Regions from separate parts of the Homo sapiens genome. Here regions 1, 2 and 3 are each linked to region 4. The links are chromatin loops, found by intact Hi-C in ENCODE. Cell type or tissue: endothelial cell of umbilical vein. All regions are shown on one strand.

Region 1 (5,000 bases), 160 kb after region 4:
GTTGGTCAGGTTGGTCTCAAACTCCTGACCTCATGATCTGCCCACCTTGGCCTCCCAAAGTGCTGGGATTACAGGCATGAGCCACCGCGCCTGGCCTTGGCCTATGTTTTTCTTAATCAATAAATGGTAGTCTCAAAGAACTGTATTTTTAAAAAGGTAAATTCAGTGCTTCAGTTGACACTGAATGTAAAGCGAAGACCAGAACTTTTTATTAACTCAAAATAGGCTTAATATTAGCAATGTTTTCAATTAAGACTAACAAGGGATTGGAGGCTGCATTTTGTTTAGATTTTAGCTATAATCTATTGAGCATTATATATTGGCTACATGCCAGGCAGTTTGCAAAGGACTTTGCATGCATTAATTTGTAAAATAACCAATAATGGAAATTATTACAGTCTTTCTACACATGAGAAACTGGAGGCAAGAAAGCTCAAATAATTTGTTTAAGGTCATATAGCTGTTTAGGGGAGGAACAGGTTCTTGAACACAGACAGGTCTTTTTGACTATGAAGCCACAGTGCTATCCTACTGAAAACACTGCAAGATAGTCTTATAAACTTTGATCTTATCAGAATCATTTTTAAAGTTTAATAAAAATACAGACTCCTGGGCCCTCTCTCAGTACCTACTGATTTAGAACATCTGGGAATGGGGCCCAGGAATCAGCACTGAATCAAGCACCATAGGGGTAATTCTAAAGCACATCAGTTTGAGATCTCTGGTACTGAGTGCTTGACACACATTATCTTATTTAATCTCACAAAATCCCCATAAAGCTAGAATTAATTATTATCCCCATTTTTATAGATAAGGAAACTAAGGCCCAGAGAATTTAAGTCATGCACCCAAGATCAGCCAGTGAGTAAGGAGCAGAGGCAGGATTTGAACCTCCCAAGTGCTTTGAACCACTAAGCCAGTGATTCTCAAACCTTACTACTACTAAGAATCACTTACAAAACATATTAAAATATCCCTGGTAGTCTAGTAGCTAGGACTAAAAGAAGAAGAAGAAAAAAAACCATTAAAATAGAGACTCCTGGGCCCTGCTCCCCCCTTAAAGACTCCTATTTAGTACGTCTAGAGTCGATTTTCACAGTCCCGTGGCAATACAAATGTTAGGTCATCCGTGGACCTCGCTTTCAGAAACACCGCACAACATATTAACTACTTTTCTCTACCCATGGAGATACAATGAAAGTCACAAAATCATACAGATGAGAAGGCATTTTGAATTATGGGAAGGGCTTTTGCGAGGAGGGAAGAGATGAGCACGTCAAAACCTTCCCTCTCCCCAACCCTCCTTTACTCCTGATACCATTCCGTGATATTTCTGCTTAGTGGGCATCTCGAATCTATCTGAATGCCTTCTGGGATGAAGAATTCAGACCCTCCGAAGGCAGCCCAGTTCATTTTGCCAGTATGGTTATCAGAAAATTCTTTGTGCTGAGCGAAGTCTGCCTTCTGTGCCTTCCGTGTCTTCTACTACTTCTCAACTGTCATAACTGCCTTCCCACCTGGAACTCACTCTGTGGGTGGGGGAGGAGCATGGTTCCGGTGGCTTCAGGTGGGATGACAGTTATGACACACCACCGTAACCTTAAAAAGTTCACCTTTATAACTTCTTAAGAGCCAGATCATCTAATATGTTCAGACCAGACCACTTCTTGACTATTCAGAGATCACGTAGCTAAAATCAACAACCACAGTGAAGCTACTGCTCTGATCTTGAGTTCTTCTATTTCAGTTCTGTAGGGCACAACAACACATTCCTCACCAGCCACCCCCAGATTTATTTATTTATTTTTTAATTTCTTCTAAAAAAAGGCAGGGGATACATGTGCAGAATGTGCTTTTTTTTGAGACAGGTCTCGCTCTGTCACCCTGGCTGGAGTGCAGTGGTGCAATCGTGGCTCACTGAAACCTCTGCCTTTCAGCTTCAAGCAATTCTCCTGCCTCAGCCTCCTGAGTAGCTGGGACTAAAGGGACGTGCCACCATGCCCGGCTAATTTTTGTATTTTTTGTAGAGATGGGGTTTCACCATGTTGGCCAGGCTGATCTTGAACTCCTGACCTCAAGTGATCTACGGGCCTCAGCCTCCCAAAGTGCTGGGATTACAGGCGTGAGCCACTGCACCTGGCCCACCCCCCCAGATTTCTTCTGTCATTGTCAATTTGCCAAGGGAGTTTCTCTATAAGGCCATGATGCAGGTTGGAGACAAGAGCTTCTTACTGCCTTTCAACTGGTCGAAGGTGTGACCAACTTTGGAGTATCCTTATGGAAGAGGATACAATAAAATTGATTATACAGAATTTTTAAAGAGGGTATTTTGCCAACCTCGAGGTTAAAGAAAAAGAAAAACAAACAAAACAAAAACAGACTCTCCCATGTGGACAGAAGGAAATTTTCTCTGTTTATGCAGGATGGGAAACCTTTCTGCTCTCTCTTTACTGTGTGTCTTTACTATTTCTGCTCTTCTTAGAAATGAGCAACAAGCTATCGGAGCCACTGATTCCTCAAAGACCAAGAGCTGGAGAAAAATAATTTATTTTCATTTATTCCATATCGTTCTATCCATCCACTCTTCTGTTTGACCAACATTTTGAATTGCCTACTATGTGTTTACCAGCAAACAAGGAAGAACCTGGCTTTTGTAATCTATAATCGTACCAAGGCTGAAACCTTACTTTTAAACAAATACCAGAATTTTAAAATTATAACTGAGGTTTGTTTTTTTTTTTTTTTTTTTTTTTTTTTTTTCAGAATAGTCATCTTGGAAAATTATTAGGAATTTATTCCAAGAGGTCCTTTGTTCAACAGTCTTCTGGAAATTCCTTTAGAGACTGGTTCAAAAGCTTCTGAGCTACACCAAAAAAATTAGTCTCATTATTTTCAGAATACCAAAAAAGGGTTTTTCCCAGTTCGATCATCCATTTTCTTTCCCTACCTTGGCTCCAAAATCAAACCCACCCTTGGAGGATGGGAATGTGCTGCCCAGGGATGAGAGGAGCTGGTGAGGGACAGGGGTTTGGCCCAGGGTGAGAGCACTGGACATGCTTTTGACACATCCTTCAAGACAAGTCTTAAAAGTCCTATATGGTTGCCTTTCTAAAAAGTTACAGTGTTTTATAGGTCACTATGTGCTGACCTGCTCAACGTGGTCAAAATGCTTAGAAATGCTGCATAATAAGGCACCCTCTAGTGGAGTCACCTTGTACATTAGCATAATAAGGGTTCTGAGAAGTCTTGCAGTAAAGGAAACTGTTTAAACTTAGTGTTAACCAAACTTATAGGGCCTGCTGCTCTTCTTCATGGAACACCTATTATCGTCCAACAATTTTTGAAACATCCTTAGAGGCAAGTCCTATAAATGCAGATTTTAATGAAGGTCGAGCAGTACAGGAAGAGATTCCCTTCCCACTGACTCACACCTAGCAGACAAGTGTCTGCACAGCCTTCTGCACTCCCCTAGTCTTTACTTAAATGTAACCTCCTCTGAAAGACCTTCCCTGGCCATTCCTCTTTTGTTGCTCTCTGCTACAACTTTGTCACAATCTGATTCTCTGTTTTGTCTGTTTCCCACCGGAATCTATGCTCCATGAGGGCAGCAACTGATTTGCTCCTGTGTTCCCAGTACCTAGCACCACATATGTGACACACAGAAAGTATAAAGCATGAGTTGGTTGGTTGCTTGATGAAACTGATGAATGGGAAGCCGTGAACCCTCATGGACCATGGTGCAGCTGGACCTTTCTGCCCCATCTCCCATGCAGGGAATAGTACAGTTTTGCTTCTCTGGTCTACTGCATACTATCAGAGCAGAGTTTGCTCAGCAAAACAGTCCAGATAACCTGGTGATCCTCCAAGAGGCCACAAGGCAATCCTTTCAATGATGCCCAAGACTATTTTACAAAATATGCCTAAAAGCAGGGTGGTACAAAATCAGATTCCTTAAAGCAGCAGAGCCAACTCGTCTTGGGCTTTTGGACAACCTCTCTTTCAGGAGTCCTGAGAGAGGGGCCCTGGCCGTCATAAAGCTCTTCCATATTCCCTCTAGGCACAGACTTCTGCCAGGCCTGCAGACAGAGCTCAGGATAAAGAGCCAAGGGTGTGGCCTGTCTCGAGGCCCATAGATGTGCGCTCTGCAGGTGGAATGGCCGTCCGGTGCTTACTTTGACTGTCCTCGGGTCCCGAGTCTTCTGGTGGTTAACTGAGGAAACTGCTGCCTTATGATCTGTAAGTCAACACAAGAATCAGTTACCCATTGGGAAGAGTTGGGAGCATAGTGACTGAGTTTTACAAATAGCCATCTACAGAAGGGAGGAAAACATAGGTCCTTGGTTGCAATGACTTAATAGGAGTCTGTGAGGACCCTGGAGAAGACTACTGGTGTCAGAGTGGGGAGTGCTTGGATGGTTGTGGGGCTCTGGATACTAAGGGGGTCTCACTTGGCCACTCTATGCTTCACCCCGTCCTACTCACAAAGGAAGGAGAGTTCTGGTTGGTCCAGAACCTGCCTCTCCCCTGTTTAAAACCCTCCAGTGGCTTCCACAGCACCTGGAACTAAAACCCACACTTAGCCTCTGTAACTCGTCCTGCTTACCTTCTGGCCTTCCTCTCTTATAATTCTCACCTTTACTCACCAGATCCCAGCCACACTGGCTTTTTATTGTTTTCTCTATTACTGAAACACACCAGCGTTGCTCCCCATGGGGGGCCTTTGTACTGCACCCAGGAGTGGAATTTCACTCAGCTCTTCACAAGACTGCCTCCTCTTTAACCATTCAGGCGTCTGGACAATGTCCTTCTGCCCAGAGGCCTTCTCAGACCAGCCAGTGTGGAGTAGCACAAGGGTCACATGGCCCTGCTTTGTCTTCTTATCACTTAGCACTATCTGAAGTTATCTTGTTCACTTACTCTCTGGGTACTTAGTTTATGTCTCCTCCTGCTTGAACACACGCTCCATGAGAGCAAGGACCTCATACAGGGTTTGGCACATG
Region 2 (5,000 bases), 450 kb after region 4:
TAACAGGGATCTAAACAGACTGCTTAGGCCTTCCAAATATTTCTAAGCTATGAAGCAAAGATATGCCAAGCACATGGTAAATGACACCATATGTGCAAAAAGCATGATTACTGCCAAAGCTTTGCTCTAAAAGGACTAAACTCTTCCTATATCAAGTCACTAAATACAGGGGCGATAACTCAGTCAAGTTATCATCAAAGCACACCAGCTGCAAAGACCGAACTGACTTTATGACTATTTAGCCTTCAGTAGTCACAGCTACAAATAAATGACATATTGCTATGGAAACGACAGCAAAATGCTCAACTATTTTACTTTAAAGACATAATTTAGACATCTGAAAACTGGCTTTATATGGACCTCTTTGTACTCCAGATATCTGAAATCATTTTTTCTAATAAGTCAAAAGTAAATCCTACATAATAAACTTATGAAAAAATAGCAGAGATAATACATTTCAGCAGGTCCCCTACACTCTAGCAATCAGCAATACCATTGAACAAAAATAAGGGGAGATGCACTATAAAAAGTGGCATGAGGTCTTTTTAGATATCTACAAAGCGTGACTTTTAAAGACAAAAAGAATACTAATGAGCAAAAGAGACTGATACACACACTAATGGTGACAGGTTGAAATATATTGTGTGAAGGCAGGAAAGGAAATAACTTCTTAAAATATCTAATATTCAGAAATCTCTAATGTTTCTTTAAAGTAGACCAAAATCAATCTATTATTACTCACAGTAGTCCCAGCAGGTAATAAGAGAACTGTGATAGCCCTCTCTAACTTTGTAACTGTTTCTCTTTAAAGAAGATAAATTTCAGCCAGGCACATTGGCTCACGCCTGTAATCCCAGCACTTTGGGAGGCTAAGGTGGGCAGATCACCAGGTCAGGAGATCAAGACCATCCTGGCCAACATGGAGAAACCCCGTCTCTACTAAAGATACAAAAATTAGCTGGGCGTGGTGGTGCATGCCTGTAATCCCAGCTACTTGGGAGGCTGAGGCAGAAGAATCGCTTGAACCAGGGAGTTGGAGGTTGCAGTGGGCTGAGATCGCGCCACTGCACTCTAGCCTGGTGACAGAGCAAGACTCCATCTCAAAAAAAAAAAAGATAAATTTCCATATAAGTTAGTTTCCAGGAAACACTGCCCAGCACCCTTGAAATTTGATTCTCTTTTCCACAAAAACTTTCAAACTACAGATGCCATCATAAGTGCAGGCAGCATACTTGGGAATACAAAATGTAAAGTGGGGAAGATTCATGGGCAGGAGAACCTTTGTAGTGATCCAAGTCCATAAATAAGGCTGATCTATGTCTTAAAAGCTTTCTCCATCATATTCAGACTCAGCATGGAATCTGGAAACCCTGCTGTTCCTGTCACTTTCAGCCAATTGTTGGTTATAATCAACAACCATCAAGTCCTAATGACTGTCAAGGTCTGTGTTAGGGCCACACAACACTCAAAGAGAAATGATGTGTCTTTTCTGGTATCCCCATTTGTTTTCCCGGGTTTCTGACCATAAAGACAACTAAGGAAAGAAAAAGGGCACTCCCCTTCCAGGACTTTTCAAAAAATACATGATCCTGTTTGCTCTTCACAGCAACTCTCTTAAAATTCTCACCTTAATAGATGAGTTATTCAAGACTTAAAGAGACTGGAAAATATGCCCAAGGTCACATAACTAATAAGTGCAGATGCTGGGATTCAACCTAAATCTGTCTGATTCTAAGATATCCAATACTCTATGCTGCCTCCCAGATGGAAAAGTCTAAATAGTGGTTATCAAACAAATTCCCATCAATTTATTAAAACATACCTATTGTGGGAGACCAATAAAAGTGACCATTTATGACCAAAATATTTAGCTCATTTATCCAAACTAAAAATTTTAAAATATTTACTGATTAGAATGTAGTGGATACGTTTCAGGAAAATAATTGGCAACATGCACCAAGTTTAAAAAAAAAGAAATTCCACTCTCAGGAATAAAGTCTTACAAAACAATCAGCAATGTGCACAAACAGGTATGTATAACAGTCATCCTAGGGTTGTGTTTAAGAGTAAAGCCTTGGGGAAAAAAATGACGCCTAAATGCCCCACTAGAGGAAAGTGGTTAAGTAAATTCCACCACAAGTATGCAACTTCTACACAACAGTCACTAAAAATAATGATGCAGATTCATAACAGGGAAAGCTATTCATAATGCACTGTTAAGTGAAAAAAATAAAAATGTATGTGTATATCACAAAAGCACAGGAAAACTGTCTGGAAAAATATATCCAAAAATGTAGATATACTTTTAAGTGGCTTTCTAAATTTAAATAATGCAAGGAATGTTTTTATAATCAGAAAGGGAGAAGTCTGAAACCACAACTACTGGTTACATAAATATGCATATTGTTAATTTACAGCCCTATTCTAAAAAGGATTTAAGTCAGCTGTGTGTATGTAAGCATATGCGTGTATAGATGTACAATATAAACATTAAACAAACTTGACAGAAGAAACTTTTTTCTTTTTTTTTTTGAGACAGAGTCTTGCTCTGTTGCCCAGGCTGCAGTGCAGTGGTGTGATCTTGGCTCACTGCATGCTCCGGCTTCCAGGTTCACGCCATTCTCCTGCCTCAGCCTCCTGAGTAGCTGGGACTACAGGCACCTGCCACCATGCCCAGCTAATTTTTTGTATTTTTAGTAAAGACGGGGTTTCACCGTGTTAGCCAGGGTGGTCTCCATCTCCTGACCTCGTGATCCGCCCACCTCGGCCTCCCAAAGTGCTGGGATTACAGGTGTGAGCCACCACGCCCAGCAAAACTGTCTTATTAAACTCATCACCGGGCCAAAAAACAGTACTTAATGTTTTCTGATTTTAATGTATGCATGAGTCTAGTCATGCATTTTCCATGAGTGATAGAAGATTATATGCATTATAATTAATTTATAATTTCTGGTAGAAAGAAAGAGTACTATGCATCTTCAAGTGTCTATAAAACTTTCTAAAAAAAAAAGTCCTTTGGATGCATGGGAACATACTGCCCTCTGCTGGAGATGTAATTCTACACCATTAGATAAAGTTTTCTTTTTTTTTTTTTTTGAGACGGAGTCTCCCTCTGTCACCCAGGCTGGAGTGCAGTGGTGCGATTTCGCCTCACTGCAACCTCTGCCTCCTGGGTTCAAGCAGTTCTCCTGCCTGAGCCTCCCAAGTAGCTGGGGCAGGCGTGAGCCACCATGCCCGGCTAGTTTTTGTATTTTTAGCAGAGATGGCTTCTCACCATGTTAGCCAGGCTGGTCTCAAACTCCTGACCTCAAGTGATCCACCCACCTTGGCCTCCCAAAGCGATGGGATTATAGGCATGAGCCACCGCGCCCAGCCCCGTTAGATAAAATTTTCTTTATTCATCAGTATGTACATAAAACACTGCATTGGGCACTGTGGGATCCCTACAAGAAAAGTCAAAATTACTTTTGTGCTTAAAAAATGCAAACCGTAAAGAAAGAAAAGAAAAAGTATATTTAAGAATTCTTCCTGGGCCCTCTGATATCATGGTACTGCTACTAAGACTATCATCATCATCATCCTGAAAAGAAAATGGCTCCATCTCATTTATAGAACTCAAAAGCACATTAGGCTACAATAAACAGTTTAAAATTTCCTAAAAGTTTCTTCACACAATTGCATTTAGAACATGGATGCTTCCTGAGTTAAAGAACCTGACTTGTCAATGTCCATTCAATACTTATGAATACTCTTACCAATACTCTCTCCCTAAATCCCAATCACCAGACTGATTTGAGGGCTACTTTCCTCCCTGACTCCTATACTCTGTCACCTGATTACAACTTTAACAGTAAAGACTCATTCCCTTCTTTCTTACTCCTCTGAGGCTTATACCCAAAATGCTTTTCCGTTTCAACGAACTTAGTTCAGCCTCAGAGGATCTCTTCCTTTGTTTTTTTTCTAATTTTGACTCAAAAATTATTTCCACTATCATAACTATTGAAACTGAATAAATACTATAAATTTCTAAAATTATCTGAAGCATCCAGTATCTCCTCAAATAATCTGAGCTCTTCATTTCAACTAAACTGGTTATCAAGATTCATTTTATACCTATATACAATCGGTTATCATTATCCAAGGTAGTTATGTTCTATAAAGTTGCTGAATTATACCAAATACTGAATAGTGAATACTGAACCATTGCTCCAGGAAAAATATAGGGCTAGGTTCCTGTGAGCCTATGGTCACAACATTTTCCTCAACTAATCAATACAGAACGTTATTTTCTGTGTGTTTCTTTTAAAAGATATTTAAGGCCAGGCGCTGTGGCTTACACCTAATCCCAGCACTTTGGGAGGCCAAGGCGGGAGGATCACACGGTCAAGAGTTCGAGACCAGCCTAGCCAACATGGTGAAACCCCATCTCTACCAAAAATACAAAAATTAGCTGGGCGTGGTGGAGGGCGCCTGAAATCGCAGCTACTTGGGAGGCTGAGGCAGGAGAATAGCTTGAAACTGGACGGGAAGTTGCATTAAGCTGAGATCACGCCATTCCACTCCAGCCTGGGTGAAAGAGCGAAACGCCATCTCAAAAAAAAAAAAAAAGACATTTAATATATATCGATTAGTTAACTTTGAAGTTAGCCAACAGCACTATAACTCATGCCTGAACAAAGCTTATCAAGCTTATCTAACACATATTTTCTCCAGAAGGCACATCACAGCCTGTTTGCCCTTTGGAACACCTCGACAGCACTTTAGCATTATACTAGGGGGCCATCTTATACTGCAATCAACAAAGCACAAAAATACAAAAAATACGGCACTAAATAGACTGCAAAACAGACACTCGATTACAGCATGAGGGCTGAAACAAGAAGGCAGAGTGTTGCCTTGTTCAATCTCAGCTGGGAATATGTGCGCTGGGTGATTCTAAGTTTTTACCACTCTGTGTCAGTGCATATCTGTGAATAACCACAAAAGCACCACAAGTATTG
Region 3 (5,000 bases), 78 kb before region 4:
AATAATAATTGGACATTAAAAATAGCTAAAAGAGTGTAATTGGATTGTTTGTAACACAAAGGATAAATGCTGGAAGGGATGGATACCCCATTCTCCATGATGTGATTATTTCACATTGCATGCCTTTATCAAAACATCACATGTACCCTATAAATATATACACCACTATGTATCCACAAAAATTTAAAAATTTTAGCTGGTTGCGGTGACTCATGCCTGTAATCCTAGCACTTTGGGAGGCCAAGGCAGGTGGATCACTTGAGGTCAGGAGTTTGAGACCAGCCTGGCCAACATGGTGAAACCCTGTCTGTACTAAAAATACAAAGAAATTAGCCGGGTGTGGTGGCAGGTGCCTGTAATCCCAGCTATTCGGGAGGCTGAGGCAGGAGAATCGCTTGAAACCAGGAGGTGGAGGTTGCGCCACTGCCCTCCAGCCTGGGTGACAGAGCAAGACTCCATCTCAGAACAACAACAACAACAAAAAATTTAAAAAGCAAGAATGAAAAATAAAAGCTGAGTGATGTGTACATGGGGGAAGGGGGTGGAATTGGGAAAGAAAGCAAAGGAAAAGTATCAGCAAATCCAAGTTATTGATAAAAATGTTACTGAAACTAGTTTATTTAGGGATATGCTGAAAGTTTCGAGTTAATAGCATTATTTTAACTATTCTTGGGAAGACCGACTTTGTAGCCCACTATAGGATAGATTAAGTGAGGAGAAACTGGAAGAAGAGAGGCTGATTAGGCTATCATCAATTAGTTCGGACTGAGAACTTGTGGTGCAATTGCTGAGGGGCCTTTTTTGGTTGCTCAGAAATTGACACTGGGATCTCAGTTGAAACCTGTAGGAGCTAGTTCTCCCCCACAGGAGGCAAGCACCAACACCTGAGGCTAGACACCTAGATCCTCTACTGTTGAAGGTGAAGGTGCAGTGTTTGGGGTGAGAAGTTTTCCTCTCCCTTAGGCCAAGAGAGAGAAGGTCCCCAAAGAATCACTGGTAAGTATTGGAGTGCCCACAATACGAGAAGAATAACGTCTTACTCCCACTCTTTCATCTGCTTAGGCAAGGGCTAACTGATCTGTCTCTGTGCCTACCTGAGCACTGGAAAGAGAATGAAGAGGGCAGGCCTTTCCCTCCTTGAAGCAAAGAATTGCTTGGAAAGTTAGTTGTGAGGTGGGGGAAAGGGGTACCTGAACCATCCAAATCTTTCCAAGCATCACCTCCTCAGGGAAGCCTTGTGTTCCCCCTGTGCAAACTAACTTCCCTTCTTACCTGTTCTCCCGGAACTATTTTTCCTTTAGAACATTTATTTATCTCATCCAGGAGTGCCAAGGGACAGAATACAGTCATGGGTTCTTAGTTTTTGCTTCTGGTTGGGCCAGTAAAGCCCCTTCCTCTTGCCTCTTTTCTGCTTATCACTAGAGACAGAAACAAAAAACCATGGTTTCAGGCTGCTAAAAGCCTAAAGCAAAACAAAACAGAACAGCAACAACAACAAAATAAGGCAGGTTGGACAAGCTTATATAATGTCTTTAAAAAAAAATCCCATCCATTGTATCTCCACCTGGTACAAATTAAGCATTTGTTAAATTTAATCGGAGAAATGAATGAATGGAGAAATGAATGAATCAAAAAAAAGGGAACTCTTGTTTTAACCAACAATTATAATCATATTTAAAAGTACAAATGTATACATGACATAAGCACTAAAATACTGGATAGATATGCACAGAATGTTAACATTGATTTTATTTTAGTGGTGGGATTTCAATTTATTTTTTTCTTTGTAATTTAAGAAATTTCTACAATGATGTTAATTTCTTTTCAAATCAGAAGCAAGAAAACACTACAGAATACACTATGCTAAGTGCATCGTTGTTAAGGAACCAGGTTATGTCTCTGCTACTTACCACCCATGTGACCTGGGGGAAGTCATTGCCTCACTGACTATCAGTTTCCTCATCTGTAAAGTGGGGATAATCAAAGAACTGGGTGGCTGTGAGGATTAAGTGGGAGAATTCACGTAGGGCTTGGTACTGAAAGACTCTGGTCTTTAAATGTCAACTATTATTTTTGCCTTTGGGGAAAACATTTCTTGCCCTTGGCACTGTGATACATTTCTACTGTAAATATGTATGTAAATTCATTTGGTCATAGTGAATACTATTTATTAATAAATGCTAAACCTCAGTTTTGCTTAGAATTTAAAATAATTCAATGCATCACCAACAGGTGGCAGCATATCACAGCTTCTTTACAACAGTTGAGCCCACGGTGTCATTGTACAATTTTCCCTATAAGAACCTGTTTTTAAAGGGAAGAAGCTTTAGAGTTTAAAAGGGAAAAGACCTTAGGGTTAATTTAATTCAACTCCTTCAGTGTACATATATGGAAACCTGGAGATGCGGTAAAAACAAAGAACAGGTCCTGTTCTTCTGCTAGGAAAGGGCAGGGTTGCGGGAAGAGGTGGAGAGAAAAATCCCTGAGTGTACTTCAGGCCTGAATTTGCAGTATTTCTGCAATATACACTTTAATCAAGAAAACTTAGAATACATGGCAGAAAACATTTTCTATGGAAATATCAATTTGGGGAGTGAAGAATATATCTCATTGTCATGCACAGTAGGTGGTTGATGAGCCTCAAAATACGGAGATTCCCCCACCCCACCTCTTTTTTAAAGCTTTTTCCAGCTGACAGAGGCATTGCCCCTTGTCATAGCACTGGATCCTCACAATCAGGGGCAAGGGTTGTCATTGCTATTGTGCCAATGAGGAAATGAAGAAGAAAATGCCTTCATAAACAGGGGACATGAATTCAAATCCAGATTATTTCTTCCTTCCTTCCTTCCTGCATTCATTGAAAACATGCATTTATTAACTTCCTGTTGTGTGCCAGTGCTCTGCTAGCTGTTGGAGATGCATGGCTTATTGGGAATACACCTCCGAAAGGTCACAGTTCTCTGTCCTTAAAGAGTTAGGGTGTCTGAACTGCATGATACCAAATTCCTGTCTCTTTCTACCACACACACACCTGCACAGTCCTCTGCATGCATAGTGGGTACCCAACAAATATCTGCTGTACTGGGCAGTCTGGGCACATCACCAAAGGCCCTTGAGACCACTGAATTGCAATGATGGTATAATGTTTGACTGCAGTAGTCAAATATTACAATAGTCAAACATTACAGGCTCAGAACAACTTTTTAAATGTCTAAGATTTGTTTATATATGTATACTCTCTCCCACTCAGAAAGCACTTAGGGGCTGTAGGATCTTTGCATATTCAATGAAGTTTTTGTGTTTTGAATAATAGCCCCCTGATGTCTTTCAAAATACCTGAGGAAAGCTAAATCCATGCAGCCCTAGTTGGACTGCTAGATGGCAGTAGCAGCACATGCTGTTTTTAGACTCTAGTCATTCAATCTCATAGAGAGGAAGGGGCCTTCAGGAGCAGCTGGTCTATACCCTTTCATAGACGGGAAGGCTGAGGACCCGAAAGGGAAGGGCACCAACTAAGGCGAGGTAACTAGTTAGCCAAACAACCTACAATTGGCTGAATTATATACAGGTTGCTGACTTTTATGATTTAATATTTGCATGAAAAGTTTCTTTATGGATACACTCAAAAACTATTTTAAATGTTTTTGTATAAAATTGTTTTGGAAAACAAAAAGAAAAAAGCAAACAAAAGAATGGAAAATGAGGTTAAAAGTAAATCTCTCTCCCACCCCACCTTAGATCTCCTCCCCGGAGGAGGAACTTGCTACCAAGTTTTTGAATAACTATTCAGAGATATATTTAATTAAGTACACACACACAACTGCATACGCATACACACACTTGGCTATGGTGCATTCATAATATCTAAACTCTGTGTGTGTGTGTGTGTGTGTGAGATCAGATGGATATAATGCATATATGAAATACAAAATAATATGAACAAAAGCGTGAAAGCCGTGGCCCCAGGAAAATGTCTCCTTCACCTTCCCAGCCTCCACTAAAAAAAAAGAAGAAAAAGTCTATAAAGTAGTTTTCCAAACTCTGGAGTGGCTTTATTTTATTTTATTATTATTATTATTATTATTATTTTTTTTTTTTTACCATTTCTCTGTTGATTTAACAGATCAAAACTCTGCCAGTGGCACCCATAGTATCAATCTTGGTAAATCCTGCCTTCTGAAGCTCTCCCTGCCATAATTAAATTACTGTAAATACAATTAGAAGGTCCCTCTAGGTGGTCTGTGTGACACCAACCCCAAAGGAATTGTCTTGAGATATTTGAACCAAAAGTAAAGAGCAAAGTGGCGGAATCCCCTTAATCTTTGGGGCCAGTTCTTTGAGGATTTGTGGCCATGAAATAACAGGCAGTCGGTTTTAGGCAGAGCAAGCGGCACTTTCAGGAGTTATTTTTCTCAACCATCACTGGCCTTTAGGGTCAGCATGGGGGATCCGGTCTCCACTGCCAGCTTCCTGCCCTCCTCCTCCGCACTGCCCAGTAATTTGCAAATTCTGCTTCCAATCTGGAATAGCACAGTCTAGGGTAGTTAGTACTTTGCATCTAACACTTTTGCATAGTGTTGGGAGCTGTTGCTATGTGGTCCACGTGTGTTACTCAACAAGCTTAAACTTTGCATAGCCCATGCTAAACTAATTTGCGTCAATTTGTCTACATCATGCCAACAATCGTCCTGAGAGTCCTGAATAGAACATACAAGGCTACTGATAAAGGCCCTCAGCACAGATGCCGCCAGCCATTCTGCGGGGCCCCACTGTTGCTAGTTCTTCACCATGGTTTCTTCATATCCTAGTGACAATGTTAGTTTTTCCACTGTGGAGTTAAAACTTTTTTTTTTTGGTAACAAAAGGCAGTGCCTATACAACTGGCACTCCAACTGATTTTTTTTTTTAAGAAAGACACGGCTGAATTCTAGTCCTGGTGTTTCCTAACAACTTTTTTTTTTTTTTTTTTTGCAAGTTTCAGAGAAAGCAACTGGAGTTAA
Region 4 (5,000 bases):
GGCTCGGGAACATTCGGTTAATAAGCTGAGAACTGGAGTTAGACCCTCTCTATAGCTGCTTCCCTATAAAAAAAAAAACCATATGTTTTTGAAATACGTTAGTTTTGTTTCTAACAGTATTACTTTCCTTCATGTAACTGAGGATATCAATTTGTTTTTGAGGTGGGGACTTTTTTTTTTTTTTTTTTTTTGGGAGAGGGAGTCTCCCTCTGTTGCCCAGGCTGGAGTGCAGCGGCGCAATCTCGGCTCACTGCAAGCTCCACCTCCCGGGTTCACGCCATTCTCCTGCCTCAGCCTCCTGAGTAGCTGGGACTACAGGTGCCCACCACCACACCTGGCTAATTTTTTGTACTTTTAGTAGAGATGGGGTTTCACCATGTTAGCCAGGATGGTCTCGATCTCCTGACCTCGTGATCCACGAGGTGGGGACATCTTATGTTACCTAAGCTTACAAACTATTTTAAAAATTCTTTTCCTAAAAACATTTCCATTTTATCATCTTCATGTTTACTATTGCCTTTTTTGGTCCTTCCTGGATGTTCCTACATTTTCTAGGATTCCCATGGGCTTAGCCAAAGGGCTTGAATGAAGCAAAATTTTGGTGACTGGACTATGCTACCTTGCTGCCTTTTAATACAGATACCTGACAAAGTGAGTGATAGACCAGAGAATGTATAAACAGCTCACAACAAATGGGAAATTGACAAGGTCTTCTTTTTTCTTTTTTTTGGGAAGATGTCTTTTAGGTATTATGAAGAGTATTTAGCAAGTTTTTGGGGGGATATTTTTTATTTCTAGGACTCACAAAGTAACAAAATGGAACAGTAATTACTTTTTCCTTTGTTTTCAAGCACTAGTCATAATTTTGGTGTTGCATGAACATAATTTTCAGCATTAAACAAATAAATTAACATGGCTTCAGCAATTTATCATATATTGTAATAAACTGCTTTCCAAAGTAAAAACAATTATGCAGCACATCAGTCAGAAAAAAAGCTTAGATTTAAAAATCATGCTCTGTGATGTGTGTCTGTATGTATGGCACATTTACATTCTTTGGAAGCATCTTCCCAGGGCTTCCATTTTATCAGCCTTACCTTGTCTATTCTCTTCTCCATAAAATTCAGTAAAACATGAATGGCCTCCATATTCATACCATTGTATACCATGGTATTGTTTTTCAAAACTGTTTCTTTCTCAGCTGTTTTATTACTGGGCAGTTCATCTAGAGTCGTTGCCTCTTGGGCTGTTTCTTCATGGGTTAACGGACAAATGAGAACATCCAAACAAGAGACTGGAACATTGCTTAAAAGGTTGACTGCATTGCTGAAAAGCAATTAAAAAAATACAATATTTTAACTTGATTGAATAGTCCTTTAAAATGCAAACATAATAAGAAGTTCAAAAGTGACTTTTAAGAGTCAATTAAAATATTTCTTTTCCAAAAATGAGCCATTATGGACACTTGACACTTACTATGAGATAGGAAATAAAAAACTGTTTCAAATATATGTTGTACAAATTAGAAAAAAAACAAATGTTGAATAGACAGACACAATCACATGATGTCATGTCACTTTCTGAAATGCTAAAATAGGAATTAGTGAGCTTTAATGCCAGCTCCTTAATTTTATTATGGCAACAATGCTAGCTTTGCATTTCTTCCCTGGGATTTTAAATCCTTTTGTGGATCCACTGGTGTTTTATTATTCCTTAGATTACAACATAAAGCATTTGAGAAACACTGAAAATAAGCAGCTTATCAGTAGCAACAACAATAAACCAAATATGGTAGAATTAAGTTTTATTCTTTCTAAATGTAGAAAATACAATTTAAAAATCATCCCAATTTTTGTAAGACATATGCAGAAAAAGGGAAATGGAGTTTTTTCTCTCTTTCTTATCATCAGGTCTCTAAATGAAGTTAATATAGCTATTTCTAATCTCTAGCCCCTAGGCCTTTCAGCTGTGTATTAATGAATACACGAGACTGGGATGCACACCAGTAGGGGGAACCCAAACCTTATATTTTTGGCATTCCCTAAAAACCTTGTTCTGTTGTTCAGTGTACAAAAGATTAAAATGACACTAACAATTTCAAAATTAGATATGTTCTCAACAAACATATTTTCTTCCATGAGTTATTTCATATTCTTTCATCTAAAAGGAGTGGTGGTGTTCTGGGCTAACTGGCTCTTATATGCCTGTGCCTTAGAACTTCCTGATCAACAATGGAAAGACAGGCATTTTATTTCCTAGTGACAGAGAAGCAGATCTAAAAATAACCACATCCTGACTAAAAATAAACTCCTGCAAATGCAATTTAAAAGTCCAACCACTTGGAAACCAAATTTAGAGCTTAATCTATCTGATACTATCTTAATTTAGACCAGTAGCTCCTTCTACTTTAGATTATAGTGACACCCTAAAAAATAAAGCAAAACAAACAGAAAAACAAAGAAATAGAAATACAAAAATTTTTCTTTCCTCTACCCTGAATTGTGCTCCACTTCCCCAAGAATGAATATTTCCTTTCTTTTTATATTATGGAAAAATAAAAACCAGTAACAAGTCAGTTGAAAAGTTAGACAATGCAGAACAGAAAGTGGTAATGTATAGGGCATCAAAAAAATGAATCAAGAGCAAAAAATAATTTAACAAGTCATATGAATAAATGGTTCCTAGTAAAATACAAGTTATTTGATTGCCCTCACTAAAACCAAATACTGCTGCTGCTACTGGTGTTATGCACAAAATCTCTATATTTGGTTATTGGTAAATAATCAAAGGTGGCTGAAATATAAGCTTTCCCCAAAACTTTCTCTTAAAACTTTTTTTTGCAAATATCTGTAGTTTATCTTATCTATAGTTCAGAACGTTTTGCTTCTATCTTAAGCACTTAGAAATTGTTACTAAATAATACCATAGATTCATTGAGAATAAAAGGGGGGAAATAACTCTACCTTAGAATTATTTTCAAAAACTGTATACAAGCCATTCTGAAATGTTATGATTTTTTCCCTAAACATCAGGCAATAGGCTCTTAAATACACTGACCGTATGATGCTCTGAACCTACCAGAGACCAGATTGAAAAGTTTCAGATGGGTCATTTCATTACAAAGGAATGTTTCCCCTTTAAATTCGTTTAAAGTAAGCAGTTTCCAGGAATTCAGTAAATTTAAGAAACCAAATGTAGAGTTTGATTCAACAAATATTTGGAGGTTTTAGGCTTTTCAAGAAAAGTTCCCATTTTCTTATTTCTTATTTAACAACTTGGTTTCCAAACAACTACAAAATTAATTTTTCTGGCTCACTGTGTTTGAGCTATTCTTTTTAAGTAAGGAAGGCCAGCTTTTTGAGCTCTGTCACTTCTCTGACAGTTTTATTTGTGGTAGAAGAGTGTATGAAATTCTCCAGCTACCAGGAAGTCAGTGACTATGCACAGATCTGCACAATAGTGTTTGCATTCCTACTCCAGGGGGTAGAAATACTGTGTATATTACACTCCCCTTTTCAGCTTCCTAGAGATCATTAATCACTGAGACATGACATCCTCCCGCTCATGCTCCCAGCCCCCTCCTGATATGCAGATTCAAAAGCAAGACCTATTTAGAACTCCTTAATGCCCTGATTAAAGCCTTGTCAGTTGTGGGAGAGGAAAGGCAATCTAAAATCTAGTCCTCTGTGAATCGCTGGACAAAAACATGAAATTACACTGAAGAACATGATATGGCACACGTAGATCCATAGCTGTTAATAAATCTTGCTGGTCAAATGTATCTTCTTTATATTTGGGGCTTACATATCTTTTTTCAAGGCTGTAAAGTCTATGTAAACGAATCTTAAAATCTCCAAAAGATTTTCCTTTTGCCCTCTTTATTCATTAAAAAAAATTGTTTTTGAGATAGAGTCTCTTGCCCAGGCCAGAGTGCAGTGGCATGATCATGGCTCACTGCAGCCTTGACTTCCCGGGCTCAAATGATCCTCCCACCTCAGCCTCCTGAGTAGCTGGGACCACACGCACACGCCACCATGCCCCTTGCTAATTTTTTAATTTTTAGTAGAGACAAGGTCTCACTATGCTCCCCAAGCTGGTCTCAAACTCCTGGGCTCAAGCAATCTTCCTGCCATGGCTTCCCAAAGTGCTGGAATTACAGGCGTGAGCCACTGCACCCAAACCCCTCAAAATCTTTGAAAAGTATTTTTTTCTTTTGTGGTAAGAGCACTTAACGTAAGACCTATTCCCTTAGCAACATTCTAAGTATACAATACAGTATTGCTAACTATAGGCTCTGCTACACAGGAGATCTCCAGACCTTATCTTGCATAACTAAAACTTTGTATCTTTTGACTGACACCTCCCCATTTACTCCTCTCCCCAGCCCCAGATAACCACTATTCTACTATCTAGTTCTACAAGCTTCACTATTTTAAACTCCTCATAAAAGTGGGATCATGGAGTATTTGTCCTGTGCCTGGTTTATTTCACTTATCATAATGCCCTCCAGATCCACCCATGTTGTTCCAAGTGATGGGATTTCCTTCTTTTTTTAAAGGCTGAATAATACTCTACTGATTCTGCTCTGTGTGTGTATACATATATACGCACATTTTATCCATTCATCTGACTGATAGACATTTAGGTTGTTTCAGTATCTTGGCTATTGTGAACAGTGCTGTAAGGACCATGTGATGAAAATGCAGATATCTCTGTGAAACAGTGATTTTATTTCCTTTGGATATACTCCCAGAAGCGTGATTGCTGAATCAAATAATTCTATTTTTCATCTTTTGAGAAAACTCCACACTGTTTTCCATAATGGCTATACTAATTTACATTCCCACCAACAGTGTAAAAAGATTTCCTTTTCTTCACATCCTTACCATCGATTATCTTTTGTTTTTTGAGGTTTTTTTTTTTTTTTTGGAATAACCCTTCTAACAAGGTATGAGGTGATACTGAGGTTTTGATTTGCATTAGTGATGTTAAGTACCTTT

Evidence for each region. A loop is a pair of places that touch in the nucleus more often than their neighbours do. Peaks named below come from ENCODE experiments on the same cell type or tissue, not always from the same donor. Only the 100,000 strongest peaks of a DNase experiment are listed, where the experiment ranks them.
Region 1: it touches region 4 in a loop (11-fold over the local background); 18 of 110 quality-filtered maps call a loop at or near these places.
Region 2: it touches region 4 in a loop (11-fold over the local background); 72 of 110 quality-filtered maps call a loop at or near these places.
Region 3: it touches region 4 in a loop (2.0-fold over the local background); 17 of 110 quality-filtered maps call a loop at or near these places.

What each region holds. Positions count from the first base shown.
Region 1 is chr12:106,681,227-106,686,226 of GRCh38, reverse strand. It overlaps RFX4 (regulatory factor X4), which reads right to left. Exons shown (of 18, transcript NM_213594.3): 5 at 4,173-4,234. All of the region lies in intron 1 of LOC100287944 (a long non-coding RNA gene), which reads left to right. LOC100505978 (a long non-coding RNA gene) reads left to right here and starts at 1,527. Exons shown (of 4, transcript NR_038912.1): 1 at 1,527-1,567; 2 at 2,483-2,725; 3 at 4,058-4,236. In endothelial cell of umbilical vein, no CTCF peak of the experiment used is centred here; no DNase peak of the experiment used is centred here.
Region 2 is chr12:106,384,439-106,389,438 of GRCh38, reverse strand. The region is part of intron 9 of POLR3B (RNA polymerase III subunit B); the gene reads right to left. Among named protein-coding and RNA genes, the nearest start is that of POLR3B, 29 kb to the right of the region's middle. In endothelial cell of umbilical vein, a CTCF peak has its summit at 3,038 (motif pointing left); a DNase peak (open chromatin) is centred at 3,028.
Region 3 is chr12:106,917,342-106,922,341 of GRCh38, reverse strand. No RefSeq gene overlaps it. Among named protein-coding and RNA genes, the nearest start is that of TMEM263-DT, 36 kb to the left of the region's middle. In endothelial cell of umbilical vein, CTCF peaks have their summits at 2,233 (motif pointing right) and 3,372; DNase peaks (open chromatin) are centred at 2,241 and 3,381; H3K27me3 peaks cover 672 bases.
Region 4 is chr12:106,838,915-106,843,914 of GRCh38, reverse strand. It overlaps RIC8B (RIC8 guanine nucleotide exchange factor B), which reads right to left. Exons shown (of 10, transcript NM_001330145.2): 5 at 1,098-1,326; 6 at 1-63. Among named protein-coding and RNA genes, the nearest start is that of RIC8B, 67 kb to the right of the region's middle. In endothelial cell of umbilical vein, a CTCF peak has its summit at 2,004 (motif pointing right); DNase peaks (open chromatin) are centred at 2,144 and 3,524; H3K27ac peaks cover 1,424 bases.